Regions from separate parts of the Homo sapiens genome. Here region 1 is linked to region 2. A link is a loop called in an ENCODE intact Hi-C map of the cell type or tissue named here. Cell type or tissue: PC-9. All regions are shown on one strand. Links, peaks and the distances in the headings refer to the core of each region. The heading gives the core; the rest is flanking DNA.

Evidence for each region. A loop is a pair of places that touch in the nucleus more often than their neighbours do. Peaks named below come from ENCODE experiments on the same cell type or tissue, not always from the same donor. Only the 100,000 strongest peaks of a DNase experiment are listed, where the experiment ranks them.
Region 1: a loop joins it to region 2, with 8 times the contacts of the local background. A loop is called at or near these places in 12 of 110 quality-filtered maps.

What each region holds. Positions count from the first base shown.
Region 1 is chr10:114,406,885-114,418,103 of GRCh38, reverse strand. No RefSeq gene overlaps it. Among named protein-coding and RNA genes, the nearest start is that of AFAP1L2, 8.0 kb to the right of the region's middle. In PC-9, for the core only: no CTCF peak of the experiment used is centred there; DNase peaks (open chromatin) are centred at 4,483, 4,903 and 8,973; H3K27ac peaks cover 3,599 bases.
Region 2 is chr10:114,315,499-114,326,717 of GRCh38, reverse strand. It overlaps AFAP1L2 (actin filament associated protein 1 like 2), which reads left to right. Exons shown (of 19, transcript NM_001001936.3): 5 at 3,457-3,547; 6 at 10,953-11,158. LOC105378494 (a long non-coding RNA gene) reads right to left here and starts at 5,712. Exons shown (of 3, transcript XR_946334.3): 1 at 5,668-5,712; 2 at 3,618-3,771; 3 at 1-112. RefSeq lists enhancers at 5,385-6,086, 5,497-6,696. In PC-9, for the core only: no CTCF peak of the experiment used is centred there; DNase peaks (open chromatin) are centred at 5,867 and 6,627; H3K4me3 peaks cover 389 bases; H3K27ac peaks cover 3,430 bases.

The DNA of each region.
Region 1 (11,219 bases), core at 1,846-9,845, 91 kb before region 2:
TCTAGTGATAGAATGGGATCCCTAGACACTGTACGATTATGCTGGCCTGGTTTCAAATATTCTGCCCTGCTTGGGCTTCCTCTATAAAAGATTCCCATTTATATTCTCTCAGTCATTTCTGCCAGAAGAAATTATGGCTACCTTAGGCTGTTTCCAAAAAGAAGTTAGGAAGTTGTATTATAATGATCCTCCTCTCTCCCTCTCCTCCCCTTCTCTTTCTTTCTCTCTGTCTCTTTTCCCCTCCCTCCTCCTACGTATTTTGATCATAAAAGAAAAACAAGTATAGCCGTGTGACCCAGCAGGAACACTGAAGCGATCTCACAGTAGTACAGTGTTCAAAATACTCAGGACCCACTGTGACTCCTGGTTGCAGGATGAACTCTCCTTGAAGATTTTCTTCCATAATTTACCAACGTGAAATTTTTTAGACACTTTATTGTGGACCCCATCAGATGTCAAAATAATATGCAGCCATCGGCAGAGAAAGAAAAACACCATTTCCCCAGTTTGGCAAACTGTGGAAAACAGCAGCTCCTTCAACACTTCGCTCCTTAAACTGTAGCTTAAACCACTGGCATTGGTATCACCTGGAGCTTGTCAGAAGTGTCAAATCTCCGCTCCAACCCTAGATCTACTGAATCAGGTCTAAATTTTGAAACGATCCCCAGGTGATTGCTATACAAGTTAAAGTTTGAGAATCACTGGCTTAAATTAGGCTGTTTTTCCAGTGAGGATAGACTTTCTGGCCAAGTGTGGTGGCTTACACCTGTAATCCCAGCACTTTGGGAGGCTGAGGTCGGGGGATACTTTGAGCCCAGGAGTTCAAGACCAGCATGGGCAACATAGTGAGATCTCATCTTTACAAGAAGTGAACAAAATTACAGAGCATGGTGGCATGTACCTGTAGTCCCAGCTACTCAAGAGGCTGAGGCAAGAGGATCACTTGAGTTCAGGAGGTTGAGGCTGCAATGAGCTGTACGGCACCACTGCACTCCAGCCTAGGTAGCAAAGCGAGACCCCACTTCAAAAAAAAAGGAAAAGGGAAAAAGGATAGAGTTTCCTGTCTCCCTCTGGGGCTGTAAGTCCCTTAAGGGCTTCATGCAATTTATCCAACAAAGTGCCTGGTACCTTGCTCAGCGAGGTGGAGGGTGGTAGCTGAGTGGGTGGTGGATGGGAGCCGGGTGGTTGAAATGAGAGATCCAATTCCAATACTTAGCACTGAGCAGGACTCTTTTGCCTGTAGGGTGATGGCCATTGGAACAATTGGTAGCTCTGTTTTATCTGCCACGGGAGTCCTGTTTCCTATGACATTATCACAATGGTGGGAAGAGTTCCTCATTTTCAGCCACCTTAATCATTATTGCAACTAATATCAGTTGTGAACTTACACACAGACACTGAGCTAAACTTTTTCCATGGATTGTCTCACGGAATCCTCACAACAGCCTCTGAGGTGAGTAGAATTTTCATTCCCATTTGACTGAGGGAGAAACTGAGGTAAAAAGTGGACGTAACTTGTCCAAGGTCCGCCAGCTAGAAAGAGATGGAGGGGAGATTCTAACCTGGACTCCAGAGCCCATATTCCTGTGTTTCTCAACCACTTTTTCATTATTTCATTATTGCCTCCCCCAGGAGTCTTCTTAGACATTTTGTCCTAATTGCTCCCCCATGAAATTTTAATGCTGCAGATAAACTATATCTGTTTATATTTTTTCTCTCTGTCTCTCTTTCTCTCTCTCTCTCTCTCTCTCTCTCTGACTCTGTGTACGTTTATATACTGTAGGTGAAATTTTTTTTTCACCCCCAAGATCCAATTTTCATCCCCTTGGGGGCACAATCACTCCTGCTGAGAATGCCTTGCTCCTTCATTCCCTCATTCCATGAATAACTTGTGGCCATTTACTATGTGCTAGACTGTACTCACAGTGAGGAGGTTGGTGTTTGGGGCCCTAGAAAGGCTGCCTTTGAGCAGGAGAACAGGACCAGGGCCCTTGGCCAGGTGCAGCAACATTTCCTATCATGGAGGCCACAGTTACCCTGGGTTCACAATCAGTACAGCGGCTGGGAATCAGGACCACAGAGTCCAGCCGTAGCTCCGCCATGACCTGCTCATTTGGCTCTTGTAAGCCATGCCATCTCTCAGCACCCCTGTTTCCAACCTTGAAGATGAGGGGTAGGAATTCAATTGGCACTTTTAAGGGAAACACAAGCTGTGTGTCTAAGGGTAGGCAGATTGGTGAGCTGCAGGTAGCACACAGGACCTATTGGAGAGGTATCTCGTGGCAGGAATACAAAGATGCGTGCCTATACCCTCCGGACTGCCTTCTGTTTCACTCCCATCTCCCACGGGGTTGCTTGGCCAGAGCCTCATCACTACCCACCTCTTTTTCTTGGATACTAATAAAATCTTGTTTCTGCAAGATTGGGACAATCTCTAAAGTAGTTTCTTCTCCTGTTCCCACCAATTACCCAGATCCATGGCTTTAGAAAAAAAGATAACTGATTTGCATTTCTCTGATGGCCAGTGATGATGAGCATTTTTTCATGTGTCTTTTGGCTGCATAAATGTCTTCTTTTGAGAAGTGTCTGTTCGTATCCTTTGCCCACTTTTTGATGGGGTTGTTTGTTTTTTTCTTGTAAATTTGTTTAAGTTCATTGTAGATTCTGGATATTAGCCCTTTGTCAGATGAGTAGGTTGTGAAAATTTTCTCCCATTTTGTAGGTTGCCTGTTCACTCTGATGGTAGTTTCTTTTGCTGTGCAGAAGCTCTTTAGTTTAATTAGATCCCATTTGTCAATTTTGGCTTTTGTTGCCATTGCTTTTGGTGTTTTAGACATGAAGTCCTTGCCCATGCCTATGTCCTGAATGGTAATGCCTAGGTTTTCTTCTAGGGTTTTTATGGTTTTAGGTCTAACGTTTAAGTCTTTAATCCATCTTGAATTAATTTTTGTATAAGGTGTAAGGAAGGGATCCAGTTTCAGCTTTCTACATATGGCTAGCCAGTTTTCCCAGCACCATTTATTAAATAGGGAATCCTTTCCCCATTGCTTGTTTTTCTCAGGTTTGTCAAAGAGCAGATAGTTGTAGATATGCGGCGTTATTTCTGAGGGCTCTGTTCTGTTCCATTGATCTATATCTCTGTTTTGGTACCAGTACCATGCTGCTTTGGTTACTGTAGCCTTGTAGTATAGTTTGAAGTCAGGTAGCGTGATGCCTCCAGCTTTGTTCTTTTGGCTTAGGACTGACTTTGCGATGCGGGCTCTTTTTTGGTTCCATATGAACTTTAAAGTAGTTTTTTCCAATTCTGTGAAGAAAGTCATTGGTAGCTTGATGGGGATGGCATTGAATCTATAAATTACCTTGGGCAGTATGGCCATTTTCACGATATTGATTCTTCCTACCCATGAGCATGGAATGTAATGAGATACCATCTCACACCAGTTAGAATGGCAATCATTAAAAAGTCAGGAAACAACAGGTGCTGGAGAGGATGTGGAGAAATAGGAACACTTTTACACTGTTGGTGGGACTGTAAACTAGTTCAACCATTGTGGAAGTCAGTGTGGTGATTCCTCAGGGATCTAGAACTAGAAATACCATTTGACCCAGCCATCCCATTACTGGGTATATACCCAAAGGACTGTAAATCATGCTGCTATAAAGACACATGCACACGTATGTTTATTGCGGCACTATTCACAATAGCAAAGACTTGGAACCAACCCAAATGTCCAACAATGATAGACTGGATTAAGAAAATGTGGCACATATACACCATGGAATACTATGCAGCCATAAAAAAGGATGAGTTCATGTCCTTTGTAGGGACATGGATGAAATTGGAAATCATCATTCTCAGTAAACTATCACAAGGACAAAAAACCAAACACTGCATATTCTCACTTATAGATGGGAATCGAACAATGAGAACACATGGACACAGGAAGGGGAACATCACATTCTGGGGACTGTTGTGGGGTGGGGGGAGGAGGGAGGGATAGCATTAGGAGGTATACCTAATGCTAAATGACGAGTTACTGGGTGCAGCACACCAGCATGGCACATGTATACATATGTAACTAACTGGCACATTGTGCACATGTACCCTAAAACTTAAAGTATAATAATAATAATAATAATAATAATAATAATAATAAATAAATAAAAGAAAAAAGATAACTGAAAATGTTACTTTATCCATCCATCCAACCATGGGAAAAGGGGTCCATAAAGAGTTCACCCAGGATCTGAGGAGCTGGAAGAGGTTGCAGCCAGGCATGTAAACCAGGAGAGAGTGGTGTTCTGAAACCCAGGAGTGAGAGAGGTGGAAGAAGCTCAGCCATGCTAAATGAAGAAGGATGCAGAAGCTGAGCTTTTCTGGTCTGATGAGGTGCCCAGGCAGCCTCAAGAGGCCTTGGGGAGCTGAGCTTGCTGGCAGCGAGGTGCTGGAGGAAGCACCCACTGCAGAGAAGTGGATGACTCAGTGTGAGCGGCCGTAGGCATGCAGCAGGTCTGCCAACCAACAAATCTATAAACCCAACCACCCGAGGTCTGCCAGCCCTGACTGGCTTCCAAGGCACCTCTGTTGAGTTCCTGTTCACATGCAGTTGTAGTCTATTTGGAGAGAGAAGACCTAGAAAAATGGTCTTTATTTTCTGTTATCAAGCAAGAAATGAATCTTGACTAAAAGTATCACAGGATTGCAAGAATCCTTTCAACTTTTCAATCCTTTCAAGAAGTTCTTGGCGCCTTGATGGAAGAGGAAGTCTTGGCTGGGTCTGGGAGGGCATTCCAGAAGGGGAAGGCATTGCTCTGCTGATAAGGAAGTGCTTCCAGGCGTGAAGCAATGATTCCTCTCCGAGCTACCCTGGTCTGGGGACTCTGAGGAATCCGTGGAGCTGCCAATTCTGGTCCAGCTGCATTTCTGCTTGAGCCTCATCTGAGAAATGAAGATCTTAGCAATCACAGGAAGAGTCAGCAAAAAAAAGAGGAAAAAAAAATCATCAAGGAAGTGAATCCAAGATCAAGACCTTGGCAAATGTCCAGGAACCAGAACAACTCAGGCAAATTTCAGCGAAGCTGTGAGACTTACTCAGGATGATGTGGGGTTAGGACTGCCCAGTGAGATAGGTCAGCAGAGCCCTGAAGAGAAGCAGAGGGACAAGGAGCCCTTGCTGGGATACTGTGTCTGGGCTCTGGGGCTGGCATCTCCCTGGGTTCCCGCATCTTGAATGTGAGGCCACAGGGTTGGGTTCAGTATTGACTCTAAGTTTCCAAACAGCTCTGAAATAGTCTACACCCATGGGCTAGAAATCATGGTAGGAAATGGGAGGCAAAGGGCCTGCAGGTGAGCCAGGGAGTATGAGATAAAGACAAGAGGGAAATGGTAGGAGACAAAGACCAATTGAGGATGTGTCTGTTCACTGAGTGACAGAACCTCTGATTTTGATGGGACGATAACTGCAGAATTGGTCCTTTTGCTTCCTCCAGACCTGACAACTGGAGAAGAAACCCTGTTGAGAATTTGAGAATCCTACCTGTTAGCTAAGAGTAGGTTAGCTAAGAGTTGGGTGTGTGATTTCAGGAGGAAAGTAAGAAAGGTGATGAGGGAGGGTCAATTCTTGATCTCTTCTGGAGGGTGAAGGATGACATATCAGAATCTGGAGGGTGGGGGAGTAGTTTGCAAAAGCATCCAGTGTGCTTTCTGGAGTGGGAGAGGAAAGAGTGAGGCTGAGCTAGCGCCCACAGAGCCTCCAGAGGAGGATACACCTTGTGCACATTGAGTAGAAACCCATCAGGCCTGCTCATCAAACATCCTAGGGACCAAGGAGGGCCCAGGACACTCAGGCCACAGAAAGGAGGCCCGGGCTCTGGATCATGAGCCCCTGAACCACAGCGTGACATGGGCAAGCACACTGGTTCTCAGAGTCACCAACCTCTGTATGAAAGCAGGGTCAGAATAGAGATGCCCTACATCTGCCACTTCCAAAACTGACTTTCTTGGGCTCTTTGATCTTCAATTATGTGGGTCCTTAGAAAGTCACCTTTTGTTTACTCTACTTCACAGGAATATAATAAGGAAATTTATAAAAACCAATGACCCCTTTAGATAAACTCAATCTTTATAGGAATATTGACCAGAATAGACTAGAGGTGTTTTTGTAAGCTGAATACTTCCTAGAGGTGTAGCTAAAAGTAATCTTACTCACCCCGGTTTGTAGGCCTGTAACACCTGGCTTATGTAGGTCACGTCTGCGGAGATGTGGAGGTGAAGCCACCGTGAGTCTGGAGAGGGGAACTGATGTGTCTTTCTTTTCTCTATTAAGTCACTGGCTATGGACTGGCACAGAGCCGAACTCAGAGGGACACCCAGGAGATCCCCCTCCTAGAGCCTCCGCACCCTCCTCCTCTCCTCACCCTCTCAGCCTTTGCTTGCTTTAAGCCAAACATTTATTGTTTCTAAAAATGCTGGAGTATTGCAAACATATTGGCTGAGAGGCTCAATCATCCTCAGTGAACACTTCCAGTTTTGAGATTCTGAGCCTCAGTTTCCTCAAATGTAAAACAATGAGAAGAGTGGACCCCAGACAGTGGTCCTCATTGCATAATATAAAAAGTTCTCATGTACCAACCACTCAGATCTAAGAAATGTTAACTTTAGGCCTCATTGACTTCAGAGTCTTGAAAAACAAATGAAGCCCACTCGACGAGTATAATTTTTTTTTAACGGAAAATAACAACTGTTGGTGAGGATGTGGAGAAATTGAAACTCTTGTACATTACAGGTAGGAATGTAAAATGGTGCAACCACTGTGGAAAACAGTTTGGTGGTTCCTCAAAAAGTTAAGCATAGAATTACCACATGACTCAGCAACTCCACTCCTAGGTATATTCCCAAAAGAACTGAAAGCAAGGACTCAAATAGATATCTGTACACTAATGTTCATAACAGTATTATTCAAAATAGCCAAAAGGTAGGAGCAACCCAAGTGTCCATTGACAAGTAAGGGATAAATAAAATGTGGTATATACATACAATGGAATATTATTCATCCCTGAAAGAATGAAATTCTGATATATGCCACAACATGGATGAACCTTGAAGACATGCTAAGTGAAACAAGACAGACACAAAAGGACAAATACTGTATAATTCCACTTATATAAGGTGCCGAGAATATCAAATTCATAGAGATAGAAAGTAGAATAGTAGTTTCCAGGGGCTAGGGAGAAGGAGAATGGGGAGTTACTGTTTAATGGGGTACAGTTTCGGTTTGGGGTGATGAAAAAGTTCTGGAGATGAATAGTGGTGATAGCTGCACAACAATTTAAATGTATTTAATGTCACTGAACTGTACGCTAAACATTATTAAGATAGTAAATTTTATGTATATTTTACCACAATAAGGAAAAAAAATTATTTCATCCCTTCAAGGCTTTGTTCAAAGGCCACCTCCTCCATGAAGCCTTCCTCCTGCTTTATCCCACCCCATGCCCAACCAGACCTGATGTGCCCTTTAGCAATAATCTGTTTCACCAATCTGAACTAGAAAAGACATTTTGTAGTTTTTATTTTCCTTTTCACAGAAACCCCAAGAGGGATAAAAAATGGGACAATCATTCATTTCTTCATTCAACAGGCATGACTGAGTACCTACTATGTGCCAGGTGCTATATTAAACACAACAGCAGGGGATTAATGCAATACACGAGAGCACTGTGAGTAGGGGCAGATTGCCTGGAAGAGCCAGAGTGTGGGGCTGTGCTGAGAAGGGGGTGCAGGCTTCTTGGGTCGGGGGACATCCTCAGAGGAGTGGCTTTTGAGCTGGCTGTGATACAGAATGTGTAGGCATGACGCTGAGAATAGTTTCAGGAATGGCTTTTGACAATACATGATCACAAAAGAGTGCCTGGGTGAGAAGTCTGGTCAGAGACACTGCTTCAGTGGGACTGCCTTGTGCCCTGCCCACCTGTGGCCTTGGGCAAGTTACTCAAGGTCTCCATCTGTGAAATGGGGGGAAATAATATCTGCTGTCCAGATCACTGTGAGAATTAAACAGGATAAAGTCTGTAAAGCAACTGCCTTCTGGTGGGTACCCCCTCCTTCTTGTCTCAGCTGGAGAAGCCCCTGGTGTTTGAAGGAACATCTCTGCTGCTGAGAATTGGTTTAGGACAGTAGGTGATCCTGAAGCTCAGTTCTCTTCCTCTGGACACTTTCAGCCAACACACCCAGGGGGCCTAGAGCCCTCCTACCCCATCTGAGCTCAGCGGAAACACTCGCTACCTGGATTGCAGGGCAGCGTTACTCAGTCTGCTCTGAGGACTGTCTGCATTGGAATGGATCGTTTCTGATCCTGTGGTCCAGGGTGGGGTCAGTGGTAGCACCCCCAGAGGATTGAGCATGAGCTAGGAACCAGATCGTCTGATTCCTGAGGCCAAAAACCCAATGAATTTGAATCGGAATGTGAATGAACCCTGTGTGGACGTTGCAAAGCCACAAGGGGTTAAATTGCACCCAGGTTTTGGAGAGGAGGAGACAGTGCTGAGCTTCCAGAGGCCCAAGATTCCTATTGATGGTTTTAAGTGGTGGGGTTTTTTATTTTTTTCCCTTCAGTTTTGTTCTTGGAAAAGGCGGTGAATTCCCATTTTAAATTCACTCTGCATACATTTCTGATTGATTTTTGTTTTGTCTAGAGCCTCTGGGATTTGCCAAGTCTCCATCAATAAACTAGAGAGGATTTAGGGAAGAGGTAATTAAAGGGGCTGGGGCAAGAGAGGAAAGGGGGAGAGAGGACAGGCAAAATGGAGATATCGAGCTGTCCCCAGCCTGCAGGGAGGGTGCTGCGGTTACAGGAAGTGTTCAGGGAGATGGCTATCAAAGGGTTTGCCGGGGTGAAACTGTCCAGTTGGAGCCCTTCGAAAGCCTGAACTAAGGGCCATGGTAAAGTCCAGGAAATTGGAGTCAGGAAACTTCATTTTTGAGTCCTAGTTTTGAAAGAGATTCCTTTGAGACTTTGGGTGAGTCACCTAACTTCTTTGCTTCCTCATTTGTGAAACAGAGATAGCTCAATTTGCTCCTAGCCACCCTGGTGGGAGAGTCAACTCAAGCAAAACGGCTGCTGAGTGGGACCTTGTAACCTGGCCCTGCTGACCCCAATTGACAGCCAGGGCTGGGAACAGAGACTTGAGGCTTCCTTCAAAAGGAAGAGTTACACCATCAGATTCGCCCTGAGAATTTGAAAGGAAACCAGGACCCATTGCTAATAGTCTCTTGACACCGGTAGAATAGAGGGTGGATGCCAGGCCGGGCCATTTGCAATATGAGGAAAGGAAGGGAAGGAGAAAGAGAAGGCAAAAAGGCAAGACACCATCCGTCCTGCCCCACTTTCCAGTTCCAGCTTGCATGGAGGCCCGCGGAACGCTGTTCCCTCTCCTCTTATCCATGAGACGTCAGCATTCTTGCCACAGCCTCTGACTTTTCTATTTCTTGAGCCCTCCTGAGCAGGCCCACGTGGAACAGGGTGCTGATGTAAGGGGCTGAGCTCCAGGGCTCAGACCCAGTGTTCTAACTCCCCTGGGAGCACCATGGGCCTTTCACTTTCTCCCTTCAACTCCCCAACCTGCAGCCACTTCTGAGTGTGACTCTTTTCCTGCTCATTGTCTCCATCCCCACCCCCAAAGCAGCCCAGGAGAGCAGGACTTGTTTGCCCTGCTCATGCTCTGCAGTTCCTGGAGACACCTGGCACACAGCAGGCCCCACATCTGAGGGCTGCATGACGCTGTTCACCTAACCACTCAAATTGCTGGAAACTGCAGAGTCGGCCTCAGCTCTTCTCCTCCCTCACACTCTGCTCAGGCACAACTTCCAGAAGGTTGCTGCCATCAGTCCTCTCTTCCCCATTGGCTTTTCCACCACCCCATAGCTTCTCACCTGGGGGGTACAACTGCCTCCTGTGCTCCCCCTGCTCTCAGCCCCTGGGGGATCCCCGGGGCACCAACACTCTTCAGTGCTGTCTAATCACCTCAGCTCAGCACTCTAGGCCCTGGAACAGTGCTGCACCCACCTTTCCAGCCTCACTTGCTTCATTCCTGGCTTCTCCCTTTCTGCTACAGCAACAGAGCTGTTTGACCCTGAAAAGGCTCATCTCCCTGCCTCTGTTCCCACTGTCCTTTCTGCCTGGAAAGCTGCACTCACTGTACCTTTCCTGTCACCTCACTAACTCGAACTCATCCCACTCAGCCAGCTCGTCGCACTCTTCAAATTCATGGAACTCAGTGCAGCCGTTGCTGCTTCAGTGTCCTCTTGTGTGTTCCCAGAATCCCTCGTGTTTCTGTCTTATCAGAGCATCTACCTCACTGTGCTGTGTTGTTCACTGGTCTGTGTGCCCCATGAGATGGTAACAAACAGCCTGGCACTTCCTATGAGTGCCAAGAAGTTTTGTGAATATTTGGGGCTGGCAGAGTGACTCACACATATAATCCAAGCGCTATGGGAGGCCGAGGTGGAAGGATCACTTGAGCCTAGGAGTTGGAGGCCCCATCTTTATAAATAATAAATTAACAACAACAACAACAAAACTAGGCGAGTGTCATGGTATGTGCCTGTAGTCCTAGCTACCTGGGAGGCTGAGGCGGGAGGATTACTGAAGCCCAGGAGGTTTTTTTTTATTGTTGTTGGTTTGTTTGTAAACATTTTATTTCATTTTAATTTTTGATTTTATTTATTTATTTATTTTTGAGACAGGCTTGCTCTGTTGCTCAGGCTAGAGTGCAGTGGTGTGATCTCAGCTCACTGTAACCTCCAGTTCCTGGGTTCAAGCAATTCTCATGCCTCAGCCTCCCAGGTAGCTGGGATTACAGGTGTGCACCACCATGCCCGGCTAATTTTTGTATTTTTAGTAGAGACTGGGTTTCACCACGTTGGCCAGGCTGTCCCGAACTCCTGACCTCAGGTGATCTGCCCGCCTCGGCCTCCCAAAGTGCTGGGAAATACAGGCATGAGCCACCACGCCTGGCCTAAATATTTTATTTCATTTAACACAATACATTCCAGTTTTACCTTAAATATATTTTTAAAAATATTTAATTTTCTGATTATTCTTCTTTTTCTTTTTAAACTTTTATTTTAGATTCAGGGCAAATGTGCAAATTGTTATATAGGTAAATTGTGTGTCATAGGGGTTTGGTGTGGAGATTATTTAATCACACAGGTAGTAAGC
Region 2 (11,219 bases), core at 1,355-9,354:
TAGCAAGGATGTCCCAGTGTCAGAATTCAAGCCTGGTTCTGGAGATCGGACTCCACTCCTGCCCTGCACTGTCTCTGCATAGTGAGCCATTTTCAGATTTTGCAGTGTCAACCTACAGGCAAAAAACGGAGACAAAATAAATATAAGTAGAGAGTTTATTCTGACCAAAATTTCAGGGCTGCAGCCCAAGAGCACAGATTCAAGTTACCCTGAATCCATGTTCCTATTGGCAGCAGTTACAAGTGGGTTTTCAAAGGAAAAAGAAGAGGCAGTTTTTAAGTTGTTTACCAATATTTTATATTAAAATACTGTAAGCTATCGATCAGCTAAACATTGTTCTTTGTATCATAAATTACAGGAACCTGAAGACAATGGATGAGGCAGCTAGTGAGGAGTAAAATGCCTTTAAACAGTTGCCCCCAGGAATGGGGAGGGGAGAAAACGGTGCCTGAAGCCCCATACTCCTGGGCTTGATACATTTTGCACACCTCGCGTAGCTCAAACTTCTCTGAGCTATTTTTCTTCTCAACAGAAGCTTAGGAGACACTCACAAAACACTGCCTGGCTCCACCCTAGACAGGACAGGAGGCCCCCAGGGACAGACCCTGTGGTGATGATGACCCATGGGGAGCTCCTGCAGAAGGGTTCACTCCTCCCTTTGTCCTGTTCGACTCTAGAGAATCCTGACCTTGGGCCAGATCTCGGGTGCCCAGAGCTTTTCTCCAGATGGGACCCACCTGACGGGAACGGAGTTTCTTGGAGGCTGGAGCTGGAGGCCCAGCCAGATCAGGCTGATGAGCCCTGGGACCCACTGGGGAGACCTTACTGCCACAGAGGCGAGAGGACCCTTTCCCTGTGGACCCTAGGGAGCCTGTTGTTAGTGGACCACAGGCAAGTCTGTCACTGTCTCAGCCTTTTCTCAGGCTGCTGGCTGACCAGGGGGACCAGGAAAGGCTGAGAGAGCAAAGATCTTGTACCAGGCTGGGGCTGGCAAAGAGGGAGGACCATACACTAGAAGTTACCAATGGCACGCTCATTGTCTGCTAGGGCCTGGCTGCCAGGCAGGAGCCTGGGCAGAGGTGTGCAACCTGGCTCCCTTCAGCAGTGCGTCTGTCAGCCCAGTACAGTGTCGGGTTTGCTTATGAAGTGACCAAATTCTTTGATTCCTTTCTTTGTAGGGGGTGCCACATGCCAGAGGAGGGCTGAAGGCTGTTCTGAGCCTGCCCTGTGCCTCATATCAGCTCTGTTGGTACAGGACCAGATCTGGTGCTGGACCCAGGCTGTGGCCTGGCCTCAGCCAACCCTCTGCGATGCCCCGACAGGGTCGATCCTCTTCGTCTCAGCTTTCAGGACAACACATTAACTGCCTGTCACATTAACTGCCCTCACTGCGCAACCTGCAGACCCTGGGACTGTGGAGGGGCCCCAGACAGTGATAACAATGGCCTCCTTGTATTTAATATGGGCCAGGCCCTGTGGAAACACTATCACGTTTTGTCTCATTGAATTTTCAAAACAACCCTAGTATTATTATTTTATAAAGAAGGAAAGCAAGGCTCAGAGAGGCTGTCACATACCCAAGGTTAAATCTATGAGGTCCTGAAGCCCGGATTGAAATCAAGTTACATGAACTCCAGGGTCTATATAAACAGACTGTAGAGTCCAAACCACACAGGACTGGGCTCTGGGGACCCTGGTATCCTCACCCTGGGGAAGCTGGAAGGGATACTCTTGCAGCCCAGGCTGAGGACTGTCCCACAGGGGCTAAGCACAGGCTGCCTGTCCTCCCACTGTCTCCTGGGCCAGGAGTAGGGGAGCTACCTCCATCCTGGGTCCCCCAAATCCATTTTTCATGGCAGGAGTTTCTGGATTCCTAGCATTACCCTCTCCCCCAAAGCACAGGGGTCCACCTGAGCTCAGGGCACTGCAGCGTCCTTCCATTGGCTGCTGCTTCCATCATCTCCCCCTACAACCTCCCCCACCTCACAGCCTGCCTGTGCTTTCACGTGGAGCCTCCTTGAAGGCCCAGGCCTTCCCTCTCACGCGGAGGGCGCAGCACAAGGACTTCTCAAAATCAAGAGTGGGAGGGAATACATTTCGAGCTCTGCCACTTCTGTTGTGAACTCATTATGCATATTCCCATGGAGTTTCATGATTCAGAAAGACACCACGGGCATGGTGGCTTGCGCCTGTAATCCCAACAATTTGGGAGGCCAAGGCGGGCAGTCAGTTGAGGTCAGGAGTTTGAGACCAGCCTGGCCAACATGATGAAACCCCATCTCTGCTAAAAATACAAAAATTAGCCGGGGGGGGGGGGGGGGTGGTGCACCCCTGTAATCCCAACTACTCGGGAAACTGTAGCAAGAGAATTGCTTGAACCTGGGAGGAAGAGGTTGCAGTGAGCCGAGATTGCACCATTGCACTCCAGCCTGGGTGACAGAATGAGACTCTGTCAGAAAAACAAAACAAAAGACACTGGAGACCCATGTTCAAGGGTGCTTACACATTCACGACCTGTCTGTCATAATAGTAATGCAACAAATTACCTCTTTTTCTCCCCCATGGTTGTTTATAAAGGTAGCTTATTGAAGCATAGCTTCATAGTCTAGTGCCTACTATGCAGGTGGAATAAGGGAGGAACACAATGATTTCACGTTCTGTGCTTCTGACACAGTTGCAGGTGTTTTTTATTCTCAAATTGCACACGTTCAACCTCATCCCACATAAGCTCAGGGTCATCTTTGAGGCTCGGCGCAAAGATCACATACCCTGGGCATCCTTCCTTTGTCCTAAATATTCCTCACACCCTCCTGTGGTTCTCACAGAACTTTGACCTTGTCCATTATAGCACTACTATATCACAATGCACTTGACCAGGAGCTGTTAAAAATCTACCAGCTACTCAAGCTTTTCTTAGGACTGACTCCTGAAATTTCGATGTGTCCCTCTCAGCTAGTACATGGAAGTCATCCAATATTTGCTGAATGAGTGATTGAACTATATTATGGTAAAAGTGTAGGATTTAGAAACCTGGTCCTCTTTCTCCCTGTGCTATTGATTAGCACTTGTCTTTTTAGAAAATATATTCTATTTAAAAGCCACAATAGCTATCCCAACAGCCGGGCACTCTCTGGACTGCTAAGTGCATGATATATCATGTACATAATGATATTTTGTGTGTGTGGTAGGGGGCTTGAGCCTCATTTTGCAGGGGAGAAAGCTGAGTCTTGGCAAGGTTAAACAACGTGCCCACAGCCCTTCCGTGGCTACAGACCAAACACTATGGACTGTGACTGATGGGATTCATGATACTGCATGTTCTCCCTCCCAACTTGCTTAAAGTTTAAAGTCCAGCTGGGCATTTTTGTCTTCTAGACTTCCACCCGAAGAGTTATTTCCAAGTTGCTCCCAGTGTACCATATCTGCAAACGTTTGTCTTATTTGTTCATACCACAGATTCCAGAACGGAAACAGCTTGCCATCCCAAAGACGGAGTCTCCAGAGGGCTACTATGAAGAGGCTGAGCCATATGACACATCCCTCAATGGTACATCCCAGCGGCTGGGGCTTGGGAGGGTGACTTACTGCTTCCTGCACAGATGTTGGTGCAGACTTACCTGGGGGTAACAGATACACTCATCCTGGGCTGGGTGACAGAGGGTAGTCTGGGCTGCTGTGACAGGAAAGCATGGTCCAAATTGAGAACTGGCCACAGAGCATTCAGCCTTTAGTGTGAATGGGGAGCCAAGACCCACAGCAGACCTAGCTGTCCTGCAAGGAGGAATGAGGGATGGTACACAACAAATAGATTGACTGCATCTGATGTTTTCTGTGGTTCCTGCCTGCAAGTTGTGAGATTTCAGCACAAAGGTGACAGAAGAGAGGAGTGTTGGCCAACAGGCCCAAGGCCCTGGTCAGCAATGGAAGTGGCGGTCAGGCTGAGTCTGAGCTCAGTTTCCATGTTCTTTCACTGGACTCATAGTTATGGTGCTCCCGCTGTGTCAGGGACAGGAGCCCAGTCATCCCAGCACTGACATTCCGTGAGAGAAAACAGACAACAAATAAACAGCATGTGTCGGTGGTGATAAGTGAGAGGATGGAAAACAGAACAGGAGCTGGGCTTCTGCAGGACAGGGGAGTTACTTTAGATAGGGAAGGCTTCTCTGATAGCATGACTTAAACAGATTCCTGAATGAAGTGGAGAGTGAGTCAGGCAGATACATTCAGGAAGAACTTTCCAGACAGAGAACATGGTATCTGCAAAAGCGTCAAGGCAGGAGAGCTCTGGGTGTGTCTGAGGAACAACAAGGAGGCCAGCATGGCAGGAGCAGGGGAGAATGAAAGGAGGTGGGGACGCAGATGGGGCTGCCAGCCACAGGAATGACTTTGGCCTAGTTCTGAATGAGGAAAGACTGCAAACCTCCAGAGGGTTACTTAGGGACTGACCTAACTTAGTGTATTACTCTGTGCTCATGCTGCTAATAAAGACACGCCCGAGACTAGGTAACTGATAAAGGAAAGAGGTTTAATGGACTCACAGTTCCACATGGTTGGAGAGGCCTCACAATCATGGTGGAAGACGAAGAGCAAAGACGTCTTACATGGCAGTAGCAAGAGAGAGCGTGTACAGGGAAACTCCCCTTTATAAAACCGTCAGATCTCGTGAGACTTATTCACTATCACGAGAACAGCATGGGAAAGACTCACCCCCATGATTCAATTACCTCCCACCAGGTCCCTCCCATGACACGTGAGAATTATGGGAGCTACAATTCAAGACGAGATTTGGGTGGAGACACAGCCAAACTATATCACTTAGGTATTGAAAAGATCGCCCTGGACACTGTGTGAGCGGCTCTGTAGGCAGGGCTCATGCTAACACCCTCTGTCCTTGGCTGATGGCTCTCAGCCTGAGGAAGTTGGATCAAAAGTGCTCTTGGTGTGGGGATTTGATCACACAGGAAGGCTTTGAGATTCAGAAAGAAGTGGTTGTGACCCTCGTCTCTGTGGCAGCTGGACTGTGGTCCTCCCCTTCTGTCCTCCTTCTCTTTCCTTCCTTTGTAGGTGAAAGGGCTTTCAAAGCATAAATCAATCAGCAGATATAAAAGGCTAGGGCCCCTGGGGCTGGGAATGAACTAGGCTGAGGAAGGTGTTGTTGGTTCCATAAAGAGCAGGACCAGGAATGAGATGGAACCAACCTAAGTGCCATCAACCAATGAGGGGGATAAAGAAAATGTGGTACATACACACCACAGAATACTACTCAGCCAGAAAAAGGTATAAAATAATGTTTTTTGCAGAAACTTGGATGGAGCTAGAGGCCATTATTCTAAGTGAAGTAACTCAGGATGAAAAACCAAATATCTTATGTTCTCACTTATAAGTGGGAGCTAAGCAATGAAGACCCAAAGGCATGAGTGATATAATGGACTTTGGGGACTAGCGGGGGAAGATTGGGAGTGGGGGTGAGGGATAAAAGACTACATATTCGGTACAGTGTACACCACTCGAATGACAGTGCACTATCTCAGAAATCATCATTAAAGAATGCATCCACCTGAACCCCAAAAACTATTGAAATAAAAATAAAAAGAACAGGACCAGGGATGAGATGGGACCGGTGACTGGGAGCGGGATGGGATTCCCCTGCCCTTCCTTCACACTTACCTGCCACCTCCTGCTGGGAACTCTGTGGGAAGTGAGCGCCTGTTTAGGCTGAGTCTATTCTAAGACGCTGGCTTTGTGGGCAGCCAGCACTTAGCATTGACCCACTGAGCATGCGAGGTGGTGCCAGCTCACCAGTCGGGCTGTGATTTCAGACCAAAGGCGAGGGTGCGGTGCTGCTGTCTGGATGCGCGTTGAAGGTGGAAACAGTGACTCACCGCAGTGAGCACTTCCCTGCTCCCAGGTGTGGCCGGGCCAGCAGGGGCCTGCCTGCCAGACGCACCAGGGGGCCGGTTTGTGGGTCAGACACTCCATCTCGACACAAACAAGTGGTCAGAAAGGCCAGCGCTTCTTGGTTTTGTCTCTCAACTGTGAGTTCATATTGGTCGTAGCCGGGACTAGGGGTCATCCCAAGGACAGCTTGAACTCACTGTGTGGAGTGGGTCAGGAAAGCTCCAAGATGGAGGAAAACCAGCTGCGAGGTGGGAGGGAACATAGCCCTGCCTGTCCTGCCAAGGAGAGGCCTGGGGATGACTTGGGGAGAAGCAGTCATGGTCAGCACAGAGGGAGGCCTTCACCTGCCTTACAAGCTGGCCTGACCTCAGGTCCTGCCTGGTCAAACAGTGTGACATGCAGGTTGTGACTGGAGGAATAGGCGTGGGGCCCCAGCCCCTTGCTATAGTTGGCGGCCATAGCGATTTGCTGACTTCTTGCAAAAGGCCAGTTGCTTGGATTCTTGACCTGCTCTATCAGCCCTATCCCCACACCGCTCCCCTGGGTCATGTCCCTCTCTCTGAGCACATGTGTAATAAGTGCCCTGCTGGCCTGTGCTAGGGATATCGGGGTCTGCCCTGCTTGCCAGAGATACCAGGTTCTTCACTGATGGTGTCTCACCCTGGGGTACTGCTAGCAGCTGTAACAAATAACCCAGCAGCTCCTGTTTATAGTAACACAATGCAAACCTGTTTCTCACTCGGGTATTTCAGTGTGGGGCATTACTCATCCTCATGTAGATTAGGTGCCCGGGCTCCTTCCATGTTTGTCTCGGCCACCCTCGAGGGACGCAAAATCCTCTGCAAAGAGAGAGCAGAGAACCCCTATCTGCTTCTTAACAGCACCAGCCGGAAGTCACGCACATCACTTCTGCCCACAGTCCCTTGGTGACAAGTAGTCACATGGTCATCTCTGGATGTGAAGGGGTCTGGATCTAGGAAATGATGTCCTTGGCTTAGCAGTGGCCTCACCCAACAGCCTACACCTCTGATGGGCAAGCACTAACCTCTGGTGGACTGGCAGCCGAGTTGCCACATCTGGGTCTCTCTCTTTGTGTCTCTGCACTTGGGCGTGCTCCTCTCTTCATTCTGTCTCTCTTCTCTTCCCTCTGTCTGTGCTCCTGGATGTTATGCAGGTCACTCTGGCGGATTTCTCCCCACTGGAGTCCCCAGATGGGTGCAGGTGCCCGAAGGAGTCATTTATGCCACGATCACCTTGGGTACTGCTTACTCCCCGAGCTGGAATGCCAGTGATTCTTGCCTGCTGCCTGTCTCTCAAAGATGTGTGCATGTCCCGAGGGTGGCCACTGTCTTCTTCCTGTCCTCGTGCATGAGTCTTGCACTTGCATGCCACGTGCGATCTTCCAGAGGAGCAACCTACTTGGCTTTCCACAGCCCCCACCCCCCACCCATGTGGTATCAAAACACATGGCTAAAAGACCCACAGTGTGCATGGCTGTTCTGCCCTCAGTTCCACAGGACACAGTGAGGTAGAGTCTACCTAGGGATGGCAGATGGGGATGGCATTATCTCAGCATCCTGCCTCTCATTCCTGTTCACCCTGCCCCTCCTAGAAGCCAAGTATCTGTTTTAAGAATATCATACTGTTTTTGTTTTGTTTTGTTTTTGGGACAGAGTCTGGCTCTGTCACCCAGGCTGAAGTGCAGTGGCATGATCTTGGCTCACTGCAACCTTCACCTCCCAGGTTCAAGGGATTCTCCTGTCTCCGCCTCCCAAGTAGCTGGGATTACAGGCACGCATCACCATGACCGGCTAATTTTTGTATCTTTAGTAGAAACGGGGTTTTGTCATATTGGCCAGACTGGTTTGAAACTCCTGGCCTCAAGTGATCTGCCCTCCTCAGCCTTCCAAAGTACTGGAATTACAGGCATGAGCCACCATGCCTGGCCAAGAATATGCAATGTTTGTGGTGTGCTGTGATCCCTTTTAGGGGTAAAAACAATTATTAATATATTTGCTCTAAATTTCCTCCAAGATACTCCAGGAGTATGATTTGTTGTTCTTTTTTTTTTCTTTTTTTTAGACAGAGTCTCACCCTGCCGCCAGGCTGGAGTGCAGTGGCGCGATCTCAGCTCACCGCAATCTCCACTTCCTGGTTCAAATGATTCTCCTGCCTCAGCCTCCTGAGTAGCTGGGATTATAGGCGTCCATCACCATGCCCGGCTAATTTTTTTTTGTATTTTTAGAAAAGACAGGGTTTCACCATGTTGGCCAGGCTGGTCTCAAACTCCTGACCTCAAGTGATCCACCCGCCTTGGCCTCCCAAATTGCTGGGATTACAGGTGTGAGCCACCATGCCCAGCCTCTTTTTTTTCTCAATGTTTTTTCTTTCATACCTAGTCCTGTTGATGATTTGCCGTTCTTAGTTTCCTAATACCCCCATGGAGGAGGATGGGCAGATGTTAGAATTCTTCATGAAACATGTGGGGCAACCCCAGAAGCACAGAACAGTGGAGACTTACCCAAATTCTTCACAGTAAACTCTGTAGCCTCCTCCATTAATTTTTGTTACTGAAGGAAGTATCCCAATGACAGTATATCATTTTTTAAATGTCGCTTATTATACAGATAATGCAATACTGGCAATAAGGAAAAACATTTTTAAATCACCCTGATCCTACTACCCATCAAATCAACTATTTTGAGCTTTTTCTATGTTGCTTGCAGTGCTGATCTGTTTGCATGTATAGTTCTAACTGTGCTTTCTCCCTTATCATACCTTAGGGAGTTTATCCAGCTGCACACTAGTTTTCAGAGTTTTAAATGATTACAGTTGCATGGACATGACTAAGTGGGTAAAATCATGCTTTACTTACCCAGTCCCCTTCTGCTGACTGCTAAACAGCATTTGAATGAATATCCTAATGCATGTAACATTCTTTCCCACTCCCGCCCTTTTTTTTGAGACTGTCTCACTCTGTTGCGCAGGCTGGAGTGCCAGTGGCACGATCTCAGTTCATTGTAACCTTCGCCTCCTGGGCTCAAGCCATCCTCCCACCTCAGCCTCCCAAGTAGCTGGGACTACAGGTGCATACCACCATGCCCAGCTAATTTTTGTATTTTTTTTAGAGATGGGGTTCTGCCATGCTGCCCAGGCTGGTCTTGAACTCCTGAGCTCAAGTGATCCACCTGCCTTGGCCTCCCAGAATGCCAGAATTACAGGTGTGAGCCACCACGCCTGGCCCCTTCTCTTTTTAAAAAACTAGTTTCCTAGGATAAAATACCAGGACTGGGATTATTGGATCAAAGAGTATGGGTGTTTTTTATGGCTCTTGAAACAGGCTGCCAGACTGCTTTCTGAGAAGCCTGTGTTAATTTACGTTGTCACCTATAACGTAAGAGTTCAGGGTTCCATCCTGGGTAATACTGCTATTTTCAGTCTTATTTAATAGGTATAAATTATACACTTTTATATTAAGCCATTAAGAGAAGTAGTGTCACATGGCTTTTAAAGAAAATTGATACTAAAATGTTTAAAATGTTGTTTTTAGAAATATTAAAACACATTTTCACTGGCACTGTTGCTAGAATAACTATTGCAGAGGCCTCATCCCATTTTTCTATATTCTGTTTCAAATGTGCTTCTTAGTAAAATCAAACGTGCTTCTTAGTAAAATCGACAACATTTTATCTAGCTATACAGATAGGAGAAAGGGCTTCTGGATTCTTCTGCCAAGACTTACGGGTCTATGGGCTGGTCCTCTTCTGAAGGGTGTCATGGGAATGAAGGCAGAGTGTCATTCAGCCTGACTCAAGGGGACAGAACAAGGACTGCCATGCGGAAGTCAGGGAAATAGATGCTGAGTCCATTTCCTAACTGACAGGGCTGCCGGGAATGGGAGTATCCAGGGATCAGGAGATAGTGAGCCCTCCGTGGGAAATTTGGGCAGAGCATCAAGGTTATGATAGACAGGATTCCTGTGCCAGGGGTTGGACTGAAATCCTGAGGTTCCCTTTCCTCCATGTCCTGCTTTTCAGGGATAGATGGATGGATGAATAGAGAGAGAGATAGATCAATCAATCGATGGACAGATGAACTGATTGATTTTTCTTCACATGGTTTTTGTTTTGTCCTTGAATAGAGCAGTAGGACTTGGGAACAGAATAGCTCTTGCAGGGTGGTGGGGGCAGAAACTAGAAACTGAGGCAGTTGGGGTATGCGTAGAATCGTGCATGATTTGTGCTCTGATGAGTTTTAGGATTCTTTCAAAACAAAAGAGGAAGGGTTTAAGTTAGACACTAGTAAAAGGAGCTACATTTGTGCCAGGAGGTATTAGGCAGGGAGGGAGAGCAAGCAGTGTCTGTGGAGGGTATGAGTGGAGGTTTGAAGAAGGGCTATGACTGGGAGAGGGTATTTGGGAGTAAGAAGGTGGCCCCTTTCCCCAGAAAGTGTTTCCTGCTGTGGTTTATTTGGACTTTTATTTCTGAGGAGCCACAGCCCCTTCCCCAGATCTAGGACTGAGCCAGGCCCAGCCAGGCCAGCGGCCATCAGAGGCCTGCCTCACATACAGCTCAGGTGGAGCACGGATGGCGTTCTCTTCCTCCTGAGCCCTTGGAATGCCAGAGGCCAGGCCTGGGAGAACCTGGCAACATCCCACCCCACGCCTTTCATCTTTCATTTGAGGAATTAGAGGCCCCGAGTAGGAGAACTGGCCTTGTCAAGAGCAAACAGTTGGTCTGTGGGGCAGTGTCTTCTCAGGGTTTCTGTGGAGTTGGGAGTGACAGGATTTGAGGAAGAAAAGGGAGAGACTTTGGTTTTCAGTTATTTGTGTTTTGTGGCCACAGGCAGCATCCAAGAAGCCTTGCTGAGGGGTTTGGGGGCAGGAAAGCCAGCCCTGGGATCTGGCTGCTGGCTGTGGGGCTGCTTTGAGGGCAGGGAGAGTCGGGGGCTGTGGTCTGGCTGCTGCTGCTCCTGCCTGCTGCCCTCCCCAGCGATGCTGCTTCAGGACTGTCCCCTGCCCCATGGGGCCCTGACCGAGCTGGTCTTCCTTGCAGAGGACGGAGAGGCTGTGAGCAGCTCCTACGAGTCCTACGATGAAGAGGACGGCAGCAAGGGCAAGTCGGCCCCTTACCAGTGGCCCTCGCCGGAGGCCGGCATCGAGCTGATGCGTGACGCCCGCATCTGCGCCTTCCTGTGGCGCAAGAAGTGGCTGGGACAGTGGGCCAAGCAGCTCTGTGTCATCAAGGACAACAGGCTTCTGGTCAGTCTGCCTTACGTCGTCTTGTCCCCCGACTCCTCTCCTTGGGGAAGGGGCAGGGACA